Linked DNA regions of Homo sapiens: region 2 is linked to region 1. A link is an interaction called in ENCODE POLR2A ChIA-PET data of the cell type or tissue named here. Cell type or tissue: Panc1. All regions are shown on one strand. Each heading gives the region's core, and the rest is flanking DNA. Links, peaks and the distances in the headings are about the cores only.

Evidence for each region. Peaks named below come from ENCODE experiments on the same cell type or tissue, not always from the same donor. Only the 100,000 strongest peaks of a DNase experiment are listed, where the experiment ranks them.
Region 2: POLR2A ChIA-PET joins it to region 1 with 5 read pairs; 2 of 35 experiments call an interaction of 5 or more read pairs at or near these places.

Annotation. Positions count from the first base shown.
Region 1 is chr2:69,236,373-69,241,757 of GRCh38, forward strand. The region is part of intron 17 of ANTXR1 (ANTXR cell adhesion molecule 1); the gene reads left to right. Among named protein-coding and RNA genes, the nearest start is that of MIR3126, 140 kb to the left of the region's middle. In Panc1, for the core only: a CTCF peak has its summit at 2,056; no DNase peak of the experiment used is centred there; H3K27ac peaks cover 3,003 bases.
Region 2 is chr2:68,920,188-68,925,572 of GRCh38, forward strand. It overlaps the pseudogene GKN3P. Among named protein-coding and RNA genes, the nearest start is that of GKN2, 30 kb to the right of the region's middle. In Panc1, for the core only: a CTCF peak has its summit at 493; no DNase peak of the experiment used is centred there.

The DNA of each region.
Region 1 (5,385 bases), core at 322-5,321:
TATACACACACATTTTAAAAACTTTCATCTCACAAATAATAAGACAGTGAACAGGGAAACAATAATACAATTCCTTCAGATAGTCAAATTGGCAAAAATTTTTAATTCTAAAACTCTGTAATTGAAAGTGTAGGGAAATAGAAATTCTCATAAAATAGTATTGGAACTATGAATGAATATCACTTTTTCTAGAAGACAGTTTGACAATATATTATCAAAAACTGTTAAAATGTGCATAAACTTTGACCCAGAAATTCTACCTCAAACAATTTGTTCTAAAACAATTGACAGATGTATGAAAATATTTATGGATAAATAGTTTTATCACAGCACTGTTTATAATAGAGACAAATTAGATACACTCTTAATACCCAACAACAAAGAAATTCTTAACTGCATTTGGTGCTTCCATGTGATAGAAGATTATGCAACCATTGAAAATGACAGGGGAGAAATGGTCACAGTAAACTACTTTAAAACTTTCATACAGGATGATCCCATTTTTGTAAATAAATCCACCACTGGGTGTGTGTCTGTGTTCTGTAAAGATAAGCACAAAATATTAATTCTGAATGCTATAATTTAACATTCCCTTCTCCCTTCCTTTTTTTGTGTATTTTTCAAATTTTCAACAAAGAACTGTGTAATCAGATGGAAAAAGGGGATTTTATCATTAAATAAGTCATATCTCAACATTAATTCTTGACAGACCTTGTATTTACACATGTCCCACTAAAGAGATGCCATTTTTATTTCTACCCTTTCCTTCATTTTTCTAGTTTCCTCGTGTTACCAAATATTTCCTGTGTGCTTTCATCTTACCCTCAGTTCTGGCATCCAAAGACATTATTATGGAGAACGTGCCAGTATGTGTGTCAGCAAAATGAATCAATTAAAAGAGTTGACCTTGGATCCCTTTCCATGAACAGCACATAAAAGGCAGGCTATTATGAGATTTATAGGCAGGGCAAGTTTTAAGTGGAGAAAAGGGAGCCGAGAAGGATCAGAGCATCACCACTCACAACACACCCTTCTCTTTGCCCGTGGCTCCAGCTTTGGGGAAGGGGAAGGAGCAAGACAGGGTCTCACTCTGTTGCCCAGGCTGGAATGCACTGCAGCAGTGCCATGATAGCCCATTGCAGCCTCAAACTCTTGGGCATCCTTCTGCCTCAGCCTCCCAAGTAGCTAGGGCTAAAGGCACACACATCAGGCTAATTTTTTTTATTTTTTGTAGATACGGGGTCTCACTGTGTTGCCAGGCTGGTCTCTAACTCCTGGGCTAAAGTGATCCACCTGCGTTGGCCTCCTAAAGTGCTGAGATTACAGGCATGAGCCACCTCACCTGGCCAGAAAGATAACTTTGAATGCATCTGTGTATCTACACATTTTTATATATACAGGTATACATACATTTTATACATACCTCTATCTATACATATGTAGACATGCATATATATGTATGTATATGCACATTTTTATTTATATATATGTGTGTGTGTGCACACGTGTATGAATTTTACATGGAAAGCCAAAATATCAAAGTGAAAGGGAAAGGCTGAAAGCAGGAAGACTGGTTTACTTGGTGGCCAAGTGTTAGAAGATGAGCAACAATGAGGGCAGGGCAGAATGAATGAGTATGAAGGATCTTTATGAAACAGAATCAGAGCTTTCTCTGCTTCTCCCTGACTGTGGCAGAAGATGGCTGCTCCCTCATCCCCAGCTTCCCACTTTACATTCCCTCTATTCAAATGATCAGTCCTGACTAACTAACTACCTGTCACTCAGTGGTCATTCCAAATTCGCAGGAGAGAGAATCTGATTGGTCTAGCTCAGCATAGTTGTCCAATCAACTGGTCCAATCAACTGTGGCCAAGCTCAGGGTCACAGATCACAAATGTGGTTGCTGGGGTCCATTTAACTACTGTCTGTCTTCACCTCTAGACTATATTCTTCATGAGGACAGGGACCTCAACATTTGCTCAATACTGTCTGCAGCACCTTTGAGGACATAGCCGGCACTTAAAACCCATTTGTCAAAAGGATAAATGCATAAATAAATTAACAAATGAAGAGAATCATAGTGTAGAAGGCTAACTATTAAGTCATCCAATCCAGCCATCCATTCATTGTTGATGTGTTTAATTCATCAGTAGAGCACCACCTTCGGCAGGATTATGTCAATTGCCTTCAATATGTCGATGAGGTTTTGTGGTCTAGCCTGAGTTTACAAGAATGATTTAAGTTAGAAACTATGCTCATAATTCCAAACAACTGACTTGGGAAACCTAATTCATTAGTAACTTGAGAAATACCTACAGCCCTCCAAACAAGGTAATCAATGGGAGAACTAGGCCAGAGAGAAAAGGTATTTGTCAGAGGAAACTTGGCATGTATGTTATACTTTTACGATCTAATTATTTTAGTGTTCTTCCTGTGGAATCCATTTTCCTTAGATGACCTCTGTTCATAGGAAACTATTTGGTTTAATCTGTGGAAGCCATAGCATATTTTTAACCATCTCCAAAGTCCAGCTCCCTCTCCACGGAGCGTGCCTGATGCCCAAACAGATGTCTCATAACACAGCACACATGAGCTCACCACTGGCAAGTCTTTTGCACACAATCGGCCCACACCTCTTCTCACATCTCCCTGTCATCCCACAAACCCAAATTCAGAAGTTGCAGGCAAGCTCAAACTCTTACCACAATAATAGAAAAGCAGAAGGCAGACCTCCAATTTTGAAGTTTCAATTTATTAATATTTTTAAAAATCTAATGACCAACCAGAAAAATATGCAATACAAAGCATTAGCCAAACTAATTAGTATAAAGAAATGTGCAAACTGGCTGCCCCAAAAGAATTCAGATTAAATTATCCAAGGAAAAGGTTTCAAAGGAATTCAAATTTTGATGGAGGCCAGGTGCGGTGGCTCACACCTATAATCCCAGCACTTTGGGAGGCCAAGGCTGGCGGATCACCTGAGGTCAGGTGTTCAAGACCAGCCTGGCCAACATAGCGAAACCCCGTCTCTACTAAAAATACAAAAAAAATTAGCCAGGTGTGGTGGCACACGCCTGTAATTCCAGCTACTTGGGAGGCTGAGGCAGAAGAATCGCTTGAACCCAGGAGGCAGAGGTTGTAGTGAGCCGAGATCACTCTCACAGAGTGAGACTCCATCTCAAAAAAAAAATGTTGATGGAATTATAGAATATTAGGGCTGAAAGGCCCTTGAACGTCATCTAGCCGGTACAACTTAATTGGACAGATGAAGAAACCGAAGCCCATAGAGAGAAAGTGACTTGCCCCAGGTTTCACAGTGAGTATGTTAGTGGCAGAACTAGAGGTAGAACTCTGCCTCCTGACTGCAACCCACAAGGCAGACCACAGCCCCCAGCACCAGTGTCCTGTCTCTAAATGCCTCAGACCATCAATGCCTGGAGTTCAAACCCAAGGAAATCCAGAACCTGATCAACAAGATCTTTCATCCTGACCATTTCATCATAACCATTTCAGAATATGTCACCTCCAATTTAGGCAAAGCTTTTTGTTGAGAACAATTTCCTTTAATAAAGCAATCGAAGGTAACCCAAAAAGTATTTTTAGAGGTAACATTAACCTTTCAAGTGTGGAAGCCAAGGGAAGTACATAGGATTCTTGCTATCCTTTCTCCAAGAACCTAGGAGATGTCCAAGGAGACCATGGGGAGGTGACTGAGAAGCCCTAAACTCATAGCTGTGTTCCTGGATCCTTGACCTTTGGAGAGCTTAAACCTGCAGGGAAAAATCAGAGCTTTCTAAGACATCTTGCTGCACCTCGGAGCTCCGGTGTGTGAGCAGTACTTGTTGAGTGCCAACTTGAATGTTGGGCTCTTTAGAGCAACACTAGGCTCCACAGGAGAAGCCCTTGAGGGTGCCTCAGAGGTGCTCACCAACCAGTTAAGGAGCAATGTTTCTAATGGGAAACATTTAGAGTAGGGTTCCACATGGCAAATTATATTCCTCATTGAACAAATATTTGTGGAGGGCATAGGGTGGACCAAGCTGGACATCTTGCAAGAAAAGAGTAAGACATCAATTGAAAGCCATAAGCACGCACCAGATCCCAAAGGGCTGTGTATGCCAGTGGAGGTGTTTGGCTTTTATTTTAAAGGTGATGGGGAATCACTGAAGAATTTTGAGCTGGAGAGTGAATTGACCAGACTTAGGTTCGGGAACAATCGTTTGACTATGTCAAGAGCTGCTGGATTGTGGTCAAGTGCTACACTGTGTGATGCTATCTACAAGTCTTTCAAGAAATCATTTGCACTTTTAGTCTATATTCAGGAATACAGTATAAAGAGGATGAGTTCCTGAGGCAAACAGAGCTGGGTTTTAATCCCACTCTGCCACTTACTGGCTGTGTAGTCTCGAGCAAGTTATTTAAATAGGTGTGAGACTTTAGTTTTTTTTCTGTACAATGAAAATACTGATACATAACTGACAGAGTTTTGATGATAAGTAAAGACACTAATGTACCTGGACGTTTCAAATAGTCCTCCCACCACCATTAGATACACCCAAATCAAAATGGCACTTTCAAGCCTAGGAGGAAGGCCAGCTGGCATCCTAAGCCTTCATTTAGCTGGAGATATTGTTGCATTTTCTTCTTAGAATTTAATCTGAGAAATTTTTGCTAATGTGTGAAAATAATTGGCATTCATTCCTGTAAATGAGGATGCTGAGGTAAACTGAGGTCAAAGCCAAATCTTGGATCGGAATCAAACCACCCAAAACCAATACTGTGGAAAATAAAACTGGGTCACAAAGACCAGTGTTATGAAGCGAGAGTTCCAATCGTCCTAGCAACCTTTTAACCAAACACTGGTGCAGATTTGCTGGCCTACATGACGGTGAGAACATCTGGCCTTTCTATTATCCTCTTGCAAGCAAAAAACGATGTTGTGTAAACTGATCTTTAGGCCAATTATATGGTCTAAATGTTACCGTGTTTATGCTGGCACCTCTGACTCCAGGTTTTAAGAACTTATTGTAACCACACCCCTCTTACAAAGACTGTGGGTCTTACTGTATATTACCCCAGGGATTTATTGATGCCGAGTCTGCACCTTTTTTCAGGAAGATAAATTCAACATCAGTCAAATTGTGTGCAGTGCACTGTGGGAGGTCCTATAAGAAATAAGTTACAGGACTTGGTGGCAACAGGAGGAGAGAACAAACATAAGAGTGCAGGCTCTAGGGGCTGCTTTGTTTTTCCCTACAATTTTGCTACATTTTTTCCTATTTACCAGTTGTATTATAGAAGCCAGATGTGGAGTATAGAAGCTCTAGTCTGCAGCTCACTCAGAAGACACTAAACTAGGAGTTGGAACACCTGATACCACCTCCA
Region 2 (5,385 bases), core at 214-5,213, 320 kb before region 1:
ACTGAGAGCAATAGAGATATGAGTATGATATTATCTGAGCCCTGGGTGACCTATAGCCCCCTAAATGCAACTGCTTGATGTTCCTGTGGCCAATTTTTATTAGGCACTGTAAGGACTGAGCTGTCTGTCTTTCCTCCTTGGGTCATTCCAGTGCCCAGGCTTGCCCATACAGAGCACATGTTCTCAGAAGAAGTGTCTGTTTGGTTCTGGCCTTCTGGAATTTGATCCAGGTAGCTGGGCCACCGCTAGTCAGAGCTTGAGGAAAAAAAAAAAAGATAATGTATGAAAAGGCCTAAATTCATGCTTGACTTATTATATAAAGGCAATATTTTCCTATGTCTCAGGACTTCCAGGGCTAGTCAAAATATTCTTTATGGAAAAACGTGCCCTGAAATGAAAGGTCAGAGGAGAGAAACAAGCCATGTAGCAGGAGCAAAATATCAGGACATCAGGAAAGTCCACCAGGGTGGATGTTTGAAGAAGTGAAATGAGGTCAGCTTGGTGGGTAGACAGAGGGCAGCGCAGGGACAACCACATGATTTTTGGTTTGGATGAAGAGCGGGACCAGATTGCTTTTCAATCAGTCTAATTGTGTAGTTCAGCCTGTCTCTTTTGGTTTCATGAGGTTTGTCTCAATCACTCACACTGTTAGTAAAAACACTTTTAGGGAATTGAGAAGTAGAAACAGTGAGCTCATTGATTTTTATATCAGAACCATTTTGTGAGATCAATGTTTGCAATGTTCACCTTAGTTGCTAAGGTCATGGGCATACCAGCCCACAAAGATTTGCTCATATGCCATGTTTATCTTGGAACCAATGTTTACCTTGGTATCAGGGTAAAGAGAAATACTCAGATGTAGTTAAAGAAAAGCAATAACTGTGATTACATAAACTTGCGTTTTTTCCTCCCTGAATGGTATCCGGATCATAGGAAACTACCCAGAACGCCTTATCATGGCAATAGTTGAAAGGCATAGGACTATATAAAACAGATTTAGAAAATAAATGGGACATAGAAAATTCTTCTATGCATGCTGTTGTGTGGGGTATGAGACACCATGAAACACCTTGTAAGTATATTTTCTAATTTCAAATGTAGGTGATTATGTTCTCAGAGCCAAAATAGCCAGGGAGAAGTTCTTTTTTCCCCATGGACTCTTCAAATTAAACTCAAGGGGAATTTAGAATTTTCAAATATTAATTTGAAAAAACATAGCCTCTCTGTTTTGGAACATCTGAACAAAGAGTCTCTCCCAAAGGAAGTAATAACTAAGTTCTTAAAGGTCCAGAATCCTTGGGGGTTACATAGATATTCATATTTTAGGGTCCTCTCTTCCTAGACTTGTCTTATTTACAAATTTCCAGTGAAGGAAAGTTTCAAATATATTTAATATATACCAACCCTAATAGTTTCATAAAATAGTGTTGCTATTTGCAGCTCATATATTTCCTCTATTAGCCTTACAGCATCATGATGATTATTCATAGAGTAGCTGTTTTCTTTTCTTTTGTATATGTATCTTGCCTTTGTTTGCTTTCGTTGCATGTGGGATATTGCGGGGTGGGGGAGAAGGCGAGTTCCTGAGCCTTCAGTAGACCAGATGAGAATGAGGTATGGAATGTGGGGAAACATTCATTGTGCACTTTCTCACCTTGTCCTGTTTCTGCTCCCACCAATTCTCTCTGACTTACTCTCTGATGCTTAAAATTCCCTCAACAAGCAAGTAGGCCACACTGAGAAGAAATGATTAACTGCAAATATTTCAATAATTAGTCACATTTAATTAGCACAATCTATTTCAAAATAAAGTGCAAATAAGTGGTTCACGGTCTTTTATTCTCAGGCAAAGTGGAGAATCTAGAGGAAAGGAAATCAGGAGGATATCAGTTTCCAGAGAGGGCAGAGAGGGAGTCTCAAATGCTTGGAAAGAGAGAGGAAGGTGCAGAAAAACAAGACTGAGAACCTGAGTTATCATCACTTATTTTACAATTTGGCCTGAGATGGTCCTTCCCCATGTGCGCATCAAGTGGTTGGTCAGGTTGCCTAATATTTAGCCCAGTGATTAGCAATACATGCAGAGTGAAGCAAAAGGTATCCTTGACTGAACTATATAAAGCTTTGTCTCCTGAGTAGCCAGCATATCAACCATACTGCGTGACAGTCTCCTGATACACTGGGTCCCCCATGCCATGAAAGAGGATGGGAGTTAGAGATCATTAAAAGAAGGCTCCAGCCCCAGCAGGGCTTGGGGCTCTGGACTCTGAGCTCACCTGAAGCTAAGGCAAAAATGCCCTGATATTTGTTTTCATTTCAGGTTGCATCTTCCATCCTTGGGGTCTTCGTCCTAACCCCATCCCTGGCCATGATGGTGAGTAAGGATGGAAAGAGTTCAACCTGTCTAGTCCTCCTTTAGCAGAAGCATTTTAAAAGGTGATAATTAAGGGCAACCTCCTCAAATTTCCTGTGGGTACCCGTAAAACCTACAAGGCATGGGCAAAGTAGGAACTCTGAACTTTCAACTTTTCTCACTGTTGCTTGGTTTTCTCCAGAACATCCGTTTCAACCATCCTTTGTATGGATCTTTTGGGACTCAAATTATCCATATTGGTGCCTTCCAAGGTATGGTCAGCATCCGAGACAACAATATTTTCAGTGAATAGGACGGAATCCTGGACTACAAGAATATAAGATGAGAAACACATTCATTACAATGTGAAAGAAAGCCACGTCTGGTCCAAAATGTAGCCTTATGCTTTTCCAGAGAAAGAGGACATTCGCCTTCTCTAGGTTTAGGTCCTTGATGGGCATGCACATCATTAGGTAAGGGAACAGCTTCCCTGCAGTTGCAGTGACTTCTTTTTGAGCCAAAAAATATAGGGGGAATTCCAGCTGGTCTATAGGGATCCTACATCCCCTATGTTCCTGTGAGGTGTTGACTTCACACGGCCACCGAAGGCCTCTGATCTCAGAAGCCCCCATGTCTTGTAACTGGTATGTGCTGTAGAAGTTATTTTGTCTTGACTTCTGATTTTAATGTTAATTTCCAAAGAAGAAGAATGTTGTATTTTCATTTTTAGAAATCTGACTGCAACTTGCCCATCACTTTCAATGGTAAGACCTAGCAGAAAGACACAATATTGAGAAGGCTCCACCTGTGTGCTTGGCCTGGCTGTCTGATAGAAAAGCACTATAACCACAGGGACATCACTCGGCCTCTGTGTGCCTCAGTTTCCTCCTCTGCAAAATAGCATCAATAGCTACCATTCCTACCTGGCAGGACTCTGAAGGGTTAAGTGAAGCAGAAGCCCACACTTCTTATTCTGTCCTGCAAGGCCCTGTCCCATCTGGCCCCACCGTCTTCCATCTGGCCCCACTCCCACCCACATCCATGACATTCCCTCCAGCCACTCCGGACACTTCAGGATGGGCACCTCAGGCACAGGCTTTCTCTCTGCTCCAGTCTGTATCTTCTGTGCTCCCTTCCCTGACCATGTTCCTCGCTAGTCACCTAACCCACTCCTGATTTCCTCAAGGAAATGTCCCCTGAATCCTGCTAGAGGGCACACAGTCTACACAGGCTAGTGATTTTCAACTCTGCTCTATGCCATGGAGACTTTTCTTCAAACAAAAATATTCCACGGTAGTCTATGACGTGGAACAGAAGAAGCCAGAACTACTCTGGCTGGAGGAGGGAGATGCAGGCGAACCTTAGGCACAGTCAGACACAGCTGAAGAACTGCTGCTCTACTCCAGGCTGTGAGAGGCCAGAAGACAGGCCCAGGGACTCATGGAGGGGGATGGTCAGTGGCAGACCTAGGGCTAGAATCTGAGTCTAGAGGGCCTGGCCCAAGGTTCCTGACAACCTTGTACATTCAGAGAGCACTCCATAATTTTCACAGTGCCCTCACAAGCTCTCACAAGCAGTTAATTTCTCTTCTCATCTTCACAGCAACCCTGTGGGAGAGGGGCTATTATTATTTCTGCTTTCAGATGAAAAAACAGAGGATCGTGGAGCCCACTGAGGACCATGATGGTTGCTAAGTGGCAGAACAGGACCTGCAATCAGCCTTATTATTAGATCCAACCCCCTATCCCTCCCATCCCACCTGTCCATTCATTGTGTGCAGAATGCCCTGAGAGATTCCTTTCCTCACCCACATCAGGGGACAGTGCCAAAAGCCCCGGGAGCATCAGGGCTCTGAACGTGTTACCAGTCCTGATGCTGGCCTTTTTTTGGTGCCCAGAGTGGCACTCTGCTGGATGCTGTACATCAGTCAGAAGAGCAGCTGTGCCACACTGATAGAGAGTGGGTGTCCATTAATATTGTGACTGCATGAATGACGTGTTTCTGCTGTGTTGCTTTAAGGCCCTTTTGGTGGCTAAGGTATTTAACAAGATGGCCTGTGTCCTGGCCAGGATGGACAAGGCAGTCTTCCCAAGTTTGGATGACATTAGCAAGGCCCTGGACAAGCAGGTAAGTGAAGCCAGTTCACTGTGGTTTCCTTTTAGTTTGGTGTTTTCCACCTCTGCATCCAACCTCCTAGGACAAGGCTGTGCACACAGAGAGACTTGGGTCACGCTTGTTCTTCATGCCCATGAAATTCCACCATCATACCAAGGACTCCAGGTGCTGTTGATGGCTCATTCAAGTCAAGTCATAATTTAATCAAATAAAAGTTCTATACAGTGATCTCATTTTGATGAATTCCAGAAGGGTTTGAGCTACATGTTAGTGAATATAAATTGTTGAATGTAAATATTAGAGTGAAGTAATAGAATATTCACATTCCCCTACCTTCTTTCTCCTCTACCTAACCCCTAAACATATCCACACATATTCTCTTCAGTTGAAAATAAGCCCAGGACTGCTGAAGCTCTCTTCCCCTCAGCTTCTTAAATGACAAAAGTAGTCCAGTAAGTTAAAAACCAGCGAGTGGTCCTGGGCAAGTCATTGAAATCTGCTGTCATTTGCTTAAGTAGCCTGCACAGCACATTTGGCCGACACTGATATTCATGGCAGGAGTTGCTGACTCTCAGGGGGGAGAAAAAGATACACTTCAGGTCACATAAAAATAAGGTAACTTACCAATTTTTTAAAGAGAAAAGCTGAAAGTATCCCATCTGATTTAACAAGCAAAAACATAATATAATGCAACAAAAAAATTTAAAGCATTCTATATTTTCATTAGAGATGAGAAAGCATCGAAGACCGAATGAATTATTAAGTTTAAAAGGTTGAAAGGAACGGACAGGAAAAGTCACCTGAACGCACAGGCAGATTTTTCTGGAGTAATGTCATCACCTTGTGGCCAGACAGGATATTGCTGTTAGAGACTCCAAGAGCCTGTTTGGGTTCGGAGCTATTCTGGTCAATTTTATCAC